2 separate regions of the Mus musculus genome follow, and region 2 is linked to region 1. A link is a contact called in ENCODE POLR2A ChIA-PET data. All regions are on one chromosome and are shown on one strand. Each heading gives the region's core, a stretch centred on a gene start or an enhancer-like site at or near the end of the contact. The rest is flanking DNA. Distances are from core to core; before and after follow the strand shown. Region 1 holds the start of 1700029P11Rik (RIKEN cDNA 1700029P11 gene). Region 2 holds the start of Desi1 (desumoylating isopeptidase 1).

Region 1 (6,115 bases), core at 1,261-3,760:
CCGGAGTGCTGGGATTAAAGGCGTGCACCACCATGCCCGGCTCTGTGATGCTGTCTTAAGTAGCTTCCCCTTCCTCTCTCTTCTCGTTGACAGTTGGGCGTATCCTATTCTGTCAAATCTTTCTCTGATTCATCACTTGGCCTGCAACCCAATTAGACATCACTTTCAATTATGGGGTGCTTCCTTCTACAAACTAACTTCATTGTTTTGGATTAAAGGTATGTACTAAGGGCTGAGCCACACAATAACTAGAAACTTTTTTTTTCAATAAATAATATAATCTCAGGGTTCACCATGTGATCAAATATCCTGCAACAAGCAAGAGATGACCCCTATATCATCCATAAAGGGCTATCAATGGTGACTAAGTTTGTGACGACAAACTGTAGGTAGATGTCAGGACTCCATGGGTCTCAGGGACAGATGTAATTAGATTTCTGCTAAGAGTCAGCACTTCTCCTGTTTGGGTGACAGAAGATAGCACTGGTCAGGACTTCCATCTACCAAGTGTGACTCAGGTTGAGGACATTCCTCACAGAGAAGCTCAAGTAGCCTCATTGACAAGGGACTTGGTGGGTGCCAGAGAGATGGAGCACCCACATGACTGACAGGTCTCCACACACTCCAAGTCACACTCAGGTAACCAGGGACCACTTGCCTAAATCCCTGTTGCTGGTGTCAGTGATGCCACATGGCCCTCAGCCCCAGCTGTAAGGAGACACTGCTGTCAGCATGTCCCAGGTTCTCAGTCAAGGTCTCACAGCCTGACAGGACTCAAGCACCATGTCCTGGACTGTACAGGCCAGAACTCCCCAAGCTGAGGTTGCTTCTCAGCCCTGGCCACACTCCTTGCCATACCAGACAGATTGATGAGTTTGTCTGAGCATCGTTTTTGTTTTATTTTGGTCAGCATCACTAATATTCACCAGCATTACATTTGATTTCTCCTGGTGTTGGGGATCCCTAGGCCTATGCTCAGGCAACGAGCTCCAGTGAGCCACTCCCAGGTCATCCTCTCTTACAGCTTGGGGCTGCAAGTCATTCCCAGTGTGCAGCCACTACCGAAACCCCTCCCCAGGTCACTTCACCTAGTAAATGGAGCTCTGTACCCCAGGACAGTAACCCCAGCACACATCATTCTGTCTTCTGCTTCTGTGACTTGACAAAGCACAATCACACACCATCTTTCTGTGAGTAATCACTCAATCACCTCAAGGCTCCTTCACATTCAGGCCTCGCACCAGCTCTTTATAGTCGAAATGTAGGAATGAACGCTGCTCATCCCGAAGTCACTGGTTTTTCTGTGGTTTCAATTACAGTAGATAATCATGGTCCAGAAACTTTACATGGGAAAATTCCAGACATGAGTAATTTGTAGCTTTTGAACTCTTCCATTCGGAAGAGTCTCACTAAATCTCTTGTATTCTTCCCCATCCAGCTCATGTTGGGGACAATAGGGGGTTCTATGTCCCAAATGTTTGTTATTAGAGACATTTTAAGAGTCTATGATGGGACTGGAGAGAGGGCTCAGTGGTTAAGAGCACTGACTGCTCTTCCAGAGGTCCTGAGTTCAATTCCCAACAGCCACATGGTGGCTTGCAACCATCTGTAATAGAATCTGATTCCCTAGTCTGGTATGCATAAAAACAGAGCACCTGTATATATTAAATAAATAAATCTCTTTTTCCCCCCTTGGGTTTTTTCCCCCCTTCTTCTTGCTCCGTTTCCTCTCCCCACCCCCTTCGGCCCTACTTGCTCTGGCCCAAATATTTATTTATTTTATATATGTTAGTACCCTATAGCTGTCTTCAGACACCCCAGAAGAGGGCATCAGATCTCATTACAGATGGTTGTGAGCCACCATGTGTTTGTTGGGAATTGAACTCAGGACCTCTGGAATAGCAGTCAGAGTCAGTGCTCTTAACCGCTGAGCCATCTCTCCAGCCTCCCCCCCCCCCACCTTTTTTAAATAAAAGATTTATTTATTTAGGGACTCTATAGTATCACAGTCCCTGTGTCCAAGGAGGAAGATGGTGGTGCCCCATGTCCCAGTGCCCACATTTTCCTCAGTCCAGCTCCTCTTCAGACCTGCATCATCCCGCGGCATCACGTGTAGCATTATGTGGTACAGTGAGAATCCGAGAGGATTCCACATTCCAAGAATTTTCAAGGAAGCGTTGTTACAATCGTTATGAGTTATTACTAATTATTACTGTGCTTGATTTATAAAATAAACATTGTAGGTGCTGGAGAGATGGCTCAGAGGTTAAGCACTCTTATTATAGCTCTTCCAGAGGACCCGACTTCCATCTCTTACATCTCTGCTGGTTGACTGTCAGCATTAGGTGTGTCATCTAATGCTCCCATAATCTCGGAGGATGTCAGTGCTCTGTAGATATCAGTTAAGGGAAGCTATTCTCCACACACCACCGAAATACATGCCCCGCCCCCAGAAACGGAAGTTGCGTCAGGCCATCCGTTATCTTCTCCTCCGGCCCCCGCCTATCCAACCCCCACTACTGCAGCTGTCATGGCGGCCTGGCGGTTAAGTTTGTGCGCTCGCAGCCTTTCCGCAATTCGACGGCTCCAGGCTGCCCCACTTTGCTGGAAATCCAGCTCCTCCAGGGCTGTGGTCGCCCGGTCCGCTGCGGCCCGAAAGGAGCAGGAAGAACCGACCGTGCAGTGGATGGAGGACCCAGATCCCGAGGACGAAAACGTGTACTTGAAGAACCCACACTTCCATGGTTACGACGACGACCCGAAGGTGGATGCCTTGAATATGCACGCCGTCTTCTTCTTTGGTTTTTCCATCGCCCTGGTCCTTGGCACTACCTTTGTGGCTTATGTGCCAAACTATAAGATGATCGAGTGGGCCCGCCGGGAAGCTGCGATGCTGGTGAAACACCGAGAGGCCAGTGGCCTCCCCATCATGGAGTCCAACTATTTTGACCCCACCAAGATCAACCTGCTGGAGGACGACTGAGTGGGGCTTAAGCAGCGCTACCCTGCTCACTCCCCAGAGAATCTACCCAAGGGATTGAAAGAAGAAAAGAGTGTTACTCCAGCTAGGCCTGTCAATTTTTTTGGCCAAGGGCCCACACCTCAGTAACACTGATTGACCTAAATATGCTAAAGAGATGGGAGGAACAATTATCTCCTTAATGAGAGAATGTATTTTCCTTGGCCGAAACTCTGTGGGCTCTAGTCACCTGTGGGGCCTTCACCTTGTGGTCTGCTTACTTCCTGGAGTTCTAAGTTCCAAAACGCATCTGTTTCTTTTCCCCATCTTTTGAATACTTGCCAATGTCTGGGCTCCCTCCCCCCACCATTGATGTACTGGGCTCTCTTGCTTTATTTGTATCCCCCTCTTCTGCTTCTGCCATGGGGCTGCTTGGGAGCCTCCATTACTAAACTTCATATGTAACCCAAGAAGGCGTGGCTTTCTCCGTATTTCTTCTGGAATCGGCCTGGATTTTCAGATTGCCTGCCCCGCTATGTTTCTTTTAAACTATAATAAAATGGTTCTTAAGCCTCCCTCTGAGTGCATTCTTAAATTATCTTAAATTATTTTTGTTTGGTTTACTATAAGTTATGTATATACTTGTGTCTGTGTGTGGGTATATGTGAGTGCAGATGGGGGTGGGGAGAGGGGCAGAGGCCTCAGATCCTCTGCAGCCGAGTTGAAAATAGAACTTGGGTCTTCTACAAGAGAGCTGTATGCTCTTGCATTGAGCCATCTATCCAGCCATGCTCTTTTTTTTTTTTTTTTTTTTTTTTTAGTAAGATTTATTTTATATGAGTACACTGTAGACACACCAGAAGAGGGCATAGGATCCCATCACAGATGGTTTTGAGCCACCATGTGGTTGCTGGGAATTGAACTCTGGACCTCTGGAAGGGCAGTTAGTACTCTTTTTTTTTTTTTTTTTAAAGATTTATTTATTATATGTAAGCACACTGTAGCTGTCTTCAGACACTCCAGAAGAGGGTGTCAGATCTCACTACAGATGGCTGTGAGCCACCATGTGGTTGCTGGGAATTGAACTCAGGACCTCTGGGAGAGCAGTCAGTGCTCCTAACCGCTGAGCCATCTCTCCAGCCCACAGTTAGTACTCTTAACCATTGAACCATCTCTCTAGCTTTGTTTTGTTTTGTTTGCTTTTTAAATTTATTTTGCTTTTTGTGACATGGAGATTATTCTTTCTGTTTTTCCAACCTAGGAAACAGGTTGAAACAATTAGGTCCTGATAACAGAGCTGGGAGATGAGTTTTGCCTTCCTTGAACTAGAAATGGATAACTGTAAGATCCAAAGTTAACCTGTAAGGCCGGCCTACCCAAAGAATTCCTGGAATGCTGGGAGTTGTAGTTTTTGAAAAAATAGGGCCACATGGGAAAGTAGAGTGTGAGGATCACTCTCTGGAATTTTCAGCTGAGTGGCAACAAAGCATGGGTTGTAGGGGCTTTTAAGGACAAAACCACATGGACACTCCATCCTGGTCAGTATTTAATTAAAGCTTGTTTCAAATTTGGCTCAAAATTTTTTATTTTCTAATCTCAAGATTAATATTTGGAGGCCCCAGTGAGATCAGAAAGACCATTCCACACTCAAATTCTGGAGGCCTGCTTTTTGGTGAGTCATTGAATCCTTTTTTTTTTCCTTTCTCTGCCACTTTGTCTGCTTTCTGGATTCTGGTTATGGAGTACTTTCCTGGGGAGTGGTAAGGACCTGATGAGGTTTATGGACCGCTGCTCAGGACAATATCCCTTGGCCCACAGGTTCACTGGTTACTCCTGGGGAGTTCAGCCAGAGTCACAACTTTTTTTTCTTCTGATTTGCCCAAGACTGCTCTAGTGACACCAGGGGCCAATAAATAAATACACTCAGCATATCAAAGAGGCACTCCACATTCACCTTCTTCAGCAGTGTTCTAACGCCTAACCTGCACGACAGAGCTAATGAACCCTAGGAGCATTTCATTTTTTTTAGAGATTTATTTATGTATACAAGTACACTGTAGCTGTACAGATGGCTATGAGCCTTCATCTGGTTGTTGGGAATTTAGGACTTCTGCTTGCTCTAGTCAACCCTGCTTTGCTCCAGTCGGCCCTGCTTGCTCTGGCCCATTATATATTATAATAAGTACACTGTAGATGTCTTCAGACACTAGTGGTGGGCATCAGATCTCATTACAGGTGGTTGTGAGCCACCATGTGGTTGCTAGGATTTGAACTCAGGACCTTTGGAAGAGCAGTCAGTGCTCTTAATCGCTGAGTCATCTCTCCAGCCCAAAAGTAAACCTGTGACAAGAGCTGGGTTTTGTTTGTTTGTTTTGGTTGGTTTGGTTTTTTGGCTTTTTCAAGATAGGGTTTCTGTGTATAGCACTGGCTGTCCTGGAATTCACTCTGTAGACCAGGCTGGCCTTGAACTCAGAAATTGAAAGAACCTAGTGGGGAAACCCCCACTCAATTCCCGATTCGGCGTGCACACAAAGAATCACAAAAAGACCGTTGTCTTGATGTAAATACAAGAGGTAGTATAATGGCGGAGCTCTGGGTGGAAACATATCTCACGCAGGAGACAGTGGATTCGATCACGAGGCTTGAAAGCTAGGGTTTTTAGAAAAGGGTCTGGGGCTGGGGGAGGAATTGGAGCAGTTTCACATGATTTGTTCATGTAAACATCAGCAGACTGTACATGCAGATCGAGGTAACAGCAGAGCATCTGGTTAACATTTAACTTAGGTCAGAAGGGTGAGAGATAGGGAGGCACCGGGCCAGTCTGGACATTCTTGTATGTCTTCCCTATCTTTATGGCTAGTTGGTTCCTGGGATGACTTTATAGCCTTTGTTCTTTGCTCTAAGCCCAAAAAGCCCTCCTAACTAGCAAGCCGCATGAATCATGGACCTTGAATAAACTTTCTGGCTAGGGCTTTGAAGTCTTGAATTTAGTTTTCTTTCTTTCAAAATCTGTCTGCCTCTGCTCCCAAGTCCTGAGTTCAATTCCCAGCAACCACATGGTGACTAACAACCATCTGTATTGGGAATCTGATACCCTCTTCTGTGCTCATATACATAAAATAAATAATTTTTTTTTTGTTTTTTTCGAGACAGGGT
Region 2 (6,115 bases), core at 1,493-3,992, 36 kb after region 1:
TCCCTCATCACTCTTATGGAGGGCTGCTTCTTCCTCATCCTGTATTTCCAGCCTAAAAGCCACAGCTTCTGAAACTCAAAATGAGTCTCTCATATTATTTCCTACCTTGCATTCAACACAGATCACGTTTGTTATTTTACACACACACACACACACACACACACACACACAATTTCCTACACTAGCTAGCTCCATGTCTGCAAACATCTTTTCCCAGTCTACCCAGCTTTGTTAAACATTAACACACTAAACATCAGCACTTGCCTAAGCACTTATTTGTTTAATGAAACAACAATATCTAGTGTCTCTTTCAGCTAAAAACATAATTATTAGGTTTTAGGACCAATATAAAAATCAGCCTGGGGGTGGGGTAGCAAGGTGGCACTGACTGTTCTTCTGAAGGTCCTGAGTTCAAATCCCAGCAACCACATGGTAGCACATAACCACCCATAATGAGATCTGACGACCTCTTCTGGTGCTTCTGAAGACAGCTACAGTGTACTTATGTATAATAATAAAAAATACCTTTTTGAAAAAAAAAATCAGTCTGGAGGGCGCTTTATGGGTCAAGGAAACAAACGATGCCTCTCTGTGATAAAACTGAAGACATGGCTGCATTCCAAGGAACTTAGCTGGAACCTGACTGATATAATCTACCAATGGCTCAAACGTTCCCCAAACAAACAACAAGAAGAATGCTTGCAGGTTTTGCTTTCAGATTTGCCTTCCTTTCTTCTCAGGTGTGCGGGAGACTGAGCTCGGGCCTTGTTAAGCAAGGCCTCTACCACCGAGTCATGACCGGACCCTAACCCCCGCCAACAACCCATGACTTAGGTCCAAATCTCTCTCTAAGGATAATGGGCTGGCTACATAAAGAATGATCCAAAACACTCATTAAAAATAACATATTTCCAAAGACTCTGGCTTAGTATCTGTGAAGCATGGTTCCACAATTCGCACATGTAAGACTCACAAAATGTGCACACATTTAGTACAAAGTAGTTTAGGGCAAAGTTTCCTTCCACTCTGTCTGCTACCAGTTTCTTTGGTAGAGGAACCGTTTTGACCTGAGCTTTTTCTCTCTCTCTTCACTTCCTTTCTTCTTCTTTTATTCCCTCAGGTGTGTGTGTAGCCCAGCTTGTTGGTCTTGAACCCACAGCCCTCTTGCCTCAGCCTCCTTAGTACTAGGATCATCGGAGTGTTTCACCCAGTTGGTTCTAATACAGTTTTTTCAGCTCCCCCCACCCCATCCCATCTGACAATGTATGTTGGAAATGAATGCACTTGTTTTTTGTTTCCATGTTAGAGATCAAACCCCAGGGCTTGGAGCATGCCAAGCAGGAACTCTACCAGTGAGTGAGCAACAGCCTCAGTCAGGTATTTGTGTTTTTAACGAACATCCTAGATGATTCTGATGGGAAACCACATTTAGAAACCACTCGCTGCCCCAGGGTTAAAGGATTAGTAAGTTCAACTCAGTGACACATCACAAATGGATGTCCTCAAAACTTGCCTTGCTTCCTTGATCCCTGCCCCTTGTGTTCCTTAAGAAATAGGCCTTCCTCCAATGTCTCCAGGAAACACTATAGCTATTTATTGAATGATGCAAAACTATGTCAGTTTCAATCCCTGAAATCCATTCCTGTCCACCATTACCTGAAATGACAAGCCTGACAAATCCTATATGACAGACATTTTGGTATTTGACTTGAAGTGAAGTTGGACCTACACTGAAGGGCTCTTTTTCTCTCTCAGCATGAAACCATTTGAACTGAGCACAACCGATATCCTCACCGATACAGCATCCGGTCCTCCCCCAGAACTGCTTTCTTACCATCTGGTCAAAAGCAATTAACTGTTGAGCGAAAATTGCATCGTCGGACAGAACGTAATTAGTTCCAAGATCTGGCTCAGGGTGACCTGACTTGACCTAACCTGGAGCCGGCAAGGGCTCAAGCCTTCCACCGCTCTAGCGCTCTCTTCCCATCCACTCCAAGGACTGCAGAGGGAATTTCCTTTTGGCGCGGAGGGCAGTCGCTCCGAGGGACACCAGAGGATCTCGTCTGCAGTGTTGCTTCCACCACCAGGGACACGAGCTGGAGGTATCCTCACTTTCTCTACTTTGAGCTAAAGAAGCAGGGTTCCCTGGCTTCTTGGGGAATCCACCAAGATCAGTCGGCTAGCCCCAGTCTCTAGCTGAAGAGGAGCTTGCTCTCAGCCGGAGCGTGTGTCTCCTTGGCTTAGATCATGAAGCTGGACAGGGGTTCAGGGAATCCCACCTCACTGTCCTTGCCCTAGTGGATCTTTCCTACCACCCATGGGCCCGTCTTCCCCCACCCCCCTCGGTGGATCGCTTCCAGCGGCCACCTGCCTTCTTCCCACTGACCCCGGTCCCCTCACCCAGCATGATGGGGCTGAGCCGGCGGGCCAGGCCCTTGGACAGGTCGTACACGTAGAGCTTCACCGGATAGAGATTTGGCGGCTCCATCAGGACCCGTGGCGGCGGCCACGATGGCCCTCGGGCACCCGGCAGCGGCTTGGACCTTCCGGTACCCGACCGGGGTGGGGAGAAGAGGGAGCGGGGGACCGAGCCGGGGCCCGGCCTGAGGGCGGGGGAGAGGCGGCCCTGCGCTGCTCGCGCCCGGACACCCGCGACCGGCAACGACTACTGTGAGGTGACAGAGAGAGAGATCCCAGAGACTCCGCACGGAACAGGGGGCAGGGGCGGGGACGCACTTTCACGCATGTGCGTTCGGTGCTGACGGGTTTCGGGGGCGGAGCTTCAAGCGAGGGGCGGGGCTTTCTCTGGCCGCAAGCGTTCCAGTTTAGGGAACAGGGGGTGGAAGCGGGAAATGCGAGTGGGCGTGCCCGCTTGAAGGGTCGAAGGGCGTGTTGTGCGTGATGACGCAACGTCGCTGATTGGGCGAGAGACAAGGAGCCCGCGTGGACGTGGTGCCCACCTTCTGCTGTCCCAGTGGCTTGCCCGCCTGCGGTTAAGGTAGGTTCGCCGCACCACATGTGTTGGATGAGGCCTGCCTTGGTGGCTTGCTTGCACGCTTAGTGTCGCGCGACCCCTGGCCTCACCACGGAGCAGCGCTGTCGACCTGCAGGACCTGGGTCATGCTCCTTTCTCCCCAGAAGGCGGAACAGGACTGGTGGTTGAGCCAATCTCTAGCTGAAGGTTGGGGGAGAAATGAAGACGAATGTTTCAGCCAGAGCACCAAGTACCGTCCCAGTCCAGTTGGAGCTCGAGATAGGACCTTCAGTGCTGAGCCGCTATGTTATACCTCGCCCTCACCCCTAGCCATTTTGGTCCTGCAGCATCCTTAAGGGATAGCCAAGGGGAGGTTGTTGCAGCAATGACCCCATGCACATTTCTCTTGCCTCTCCAATGATATGGAGAGCTTTGGAGGAAGCAGGAGCCATCATTCACATTCTTTATTAGTGACCCGAGCATTTAGAACAGATCTAAAGAGAACCCAGAAGTCTGTCTGTCTGTCTCTCTTTTTTTTTCTGGTGTGTGTGGCATAGGTCCGGGTACACTGTAGGAAAGCGCATTACCACAGAGCTACCTGCCTTGGTTTTTTTTTTTTTTTTTTTTTTCATTTAAATTCATAACTTCTCTCACCTAGTGAGCAAACCAACATGTCAGAGTGGGAGTCCTACTACAAAACTGAGGGCGAGGAAGAGGAAGAGGAGGAGGAGAGCCCCGACACAGGTGGTAAGTGGCCTGTGTGGAAGATTTTCGCTGTGTACTTTTTTTTTTGCTGGGAGCACTTTATGTTGTCTGATATCCCTCCCTTTTCTCCTCAGATAATCTAAAATATTTTTTCTCCCTTTGAGTTTTACAGTTATTATTTAGATCCTATTTCACTCTATGAACATTCCTAACCCTATTTTCCTTTTTTTTTTTTTACTAACCACGATAGAGAATTTATTAATCTTCAATAAATGACTCTGTCCATGGTAATATTTGTCACTTTATTTTTTACATATTTTTGATTGTTTAAAAAAATCTACTTATTTTTATTTTATGTATGTGTGTACACCTCTGTACATGTCTGGTGCAAAAGGGAGCCAGAAGAGGGAGTCGGATCTCCTGCTACTAAAGTTATAGGTGGTTGTGAGCCTCCATGTGCATTCTGTGAAGTGAAGCTGGATCGTGTGTGAGAGAGCGTCAAGTATTCTTAACCATTGCTTTAACCACTGAGCAGCCTCCCCAGCTCCTGTTTGTTTCTGAGGCAAGGTCTTATGTAGACCAGGCTGACTTCAAACTCACTCTGTAACTGATGTAGACTTTGAGCTTCTTTTTTTTTTTTTTTTTTTTTTGACTTTGAGCTTCTAATGACTCCTGGGAATCGAGTTAACATAAAAGTGGGTGCATTGGTGGCTATACATCCTGGTCTCTAACTTGCCTCCTGCCTCTTGCCTGGAATCAGCCCAGCTCCAGGCTTGCACTAGGAAACCTCCCTCATGGTGTAAGAGACTCCCAGGGGCTGGAGAGATGGCTCAGTGGTTGAGAGCACTGGCTGTTCTTCTAGAGGACCTGGGTTCTAATTCTAGCATCCCCATGGTGGTTCACAACCATCTATAGCTCTATTTCCAGGGGACCTAATGCACTTTTCTGATCTCTGAGAGTAACAAGCACACACATGGTTTTACATTCATATATATGCAAGCAAAACTTTCACACACAAAATAAAATGAATACATTAATAATTTTTTTTCCAGACAGGGTTTCTCTTTGTAGCCCTAGCTGTCCTAGAACTCACTCTGTAGACTAGCCTGGCCTCGAAGTAAGTTCTTCTAGAGGACCTGGGTTCTAATTCTAGCATCCCCATGGTGGTTCACAACCATCTATAGCTCTATTTCCAGGGGACCTAATGCACTTTTCTGATCTCTGAGAGTAACAAGCACACACATGGTTTTACATTCATATATATGCAAGCAAAACTTTCACACACAAAATAAAATGAATACATTAATAATTTTTTTTCCAGACAGGGTTTCTCTTTGTAGCCCTAGCTGTCCTAGAACTCACTCTGTAGACTAGCCTGGCCTCGAAGTAAAGAGATTTGCCAGCCAATGCCTCCTGAGTGCTAGGATTAAAGATACTCACTACCACACCCAGCTGAAATTTTTTTTTCGAGACAGGGTTTCTCTGTGTAGCCCTGGCTGTCCTGGAACTAACTCTGTAGACCAGGCTAGCCTCGAACTCAGAAATCCGCCTGCTTCCGCCTCCCGAGTGCTGGGATTAAAGGCGTGCGCCACCACCGCCCAGCAAAAATTTTTAAAGGAAATAAAAATAAGTCAAAACTAACGATTTGAGAGATATACATAGGACTCAGGGTCCTGACAGGAGTGGAGGCTTTAAGTGGGTTCATCTTATAATTTGTCAAGTTCTACTTGTAACTCTATGGGCTTGTCTCTGTTTTGTGTGATTGGTAAACATAATAAATACAATGCAAAAGGCAAACATTGTTTTCCATTTATTTTTCCATAGGAGAATATAAATATTCAGGAAGAGATAGCTTGATTTTTCTGGTTGATGCCTCCAGGGCTATGTTCGAATCTCAGGGTGAAGATGAACTCACACCTTTTGATATGAGCATCCAGGTAAGACATTATTCAACCCCAAACATTGAATGGGTGTGGTGGCTCATGTCTCTTATCTCAGCACTCAGGAGGCAGAGGCAGAGAGATCTCTTGAGTAGAGGCCTACCTGGTCTACATGGTGAGTTCCAGGACAGACAAGGGCTACATAGGGAGACCCTGTCTCAAGACACAAAGCTAAAAAATAGGAAGAAGACTGTGGAGCAGAACGTGTGTGGGTAATGAGGTCAGGACGGCAGGGATAGCCTGTGTCTCCTGACTGACTTGCTTAAGCCTGCAGTGCAACACTGGTTCCAAGGCTGTCAGACTGTTTCTTATCCACAGGCCTCATGTGGCCTCCAGAATTTCCCTTTGGTGTCAATCAGACTTAATTTGTAGCTGTCCCCTCCCACTTCTAAAGATGCTCTGGGAATGATGTCATATGCCTGTAATCTGCACCTTGGAGGCTAAAGTAGAAAGAGTGTAACGCCATAGTGAGAGTCTGCCAAGAAGGAAATTAGTG

The links. ChIA-PET counts read pairs that join two places held with the same protein, here RNA polymerase II (POLR2A).
Region 2: POLR2A ChIA-PET joins it to region 1 with 11 read pairs in embryonic stem cell. The contact joins the promoter of Desi1 here to the promoter of 1700029P11Rik in region 1. POLR2A ChIA-PET finds 5 or more read pairs at or near these places in 4 of 5 experiments (Patski and embryonic stem cell).

The regions. Positions count from the first base shown.
Region 1 is chr15:81,978,030-81,984,144 of GRCm38, forward strand. 1700029P11Rik (RIKEN cDNA 1700029P11 gene) reads left to right here and starts at 2,511. Exons shown (of 1, transcript NM_025503.4): 1 at 2,511-3,534. The coding sequence starts at 2,531. The coding sequence ends at 2,983.
Region 2 is chr15:82,013,478-82,019,592 of GRCm38, forward strand. It overlaps Desi1 (desumoylating isopeptidase 1), which reads right to left and starts at 2,743. Exons shown (of 6, transcript NM_134095.3): 1 at 2,401-2,743. The coding sequence starts at 2,488. It overlaps Xrcc6 (X-ray repair complementing defective repair in Chinese hamster cells 6), which reads left to right and starts at 2,892. Exons shown (of 13, transcript NM_010247.2): 1 at 2,892-2,998; 2 at 3,633-3,721; 3 at 5,504-5,616. The coding sequence starts at 3,646.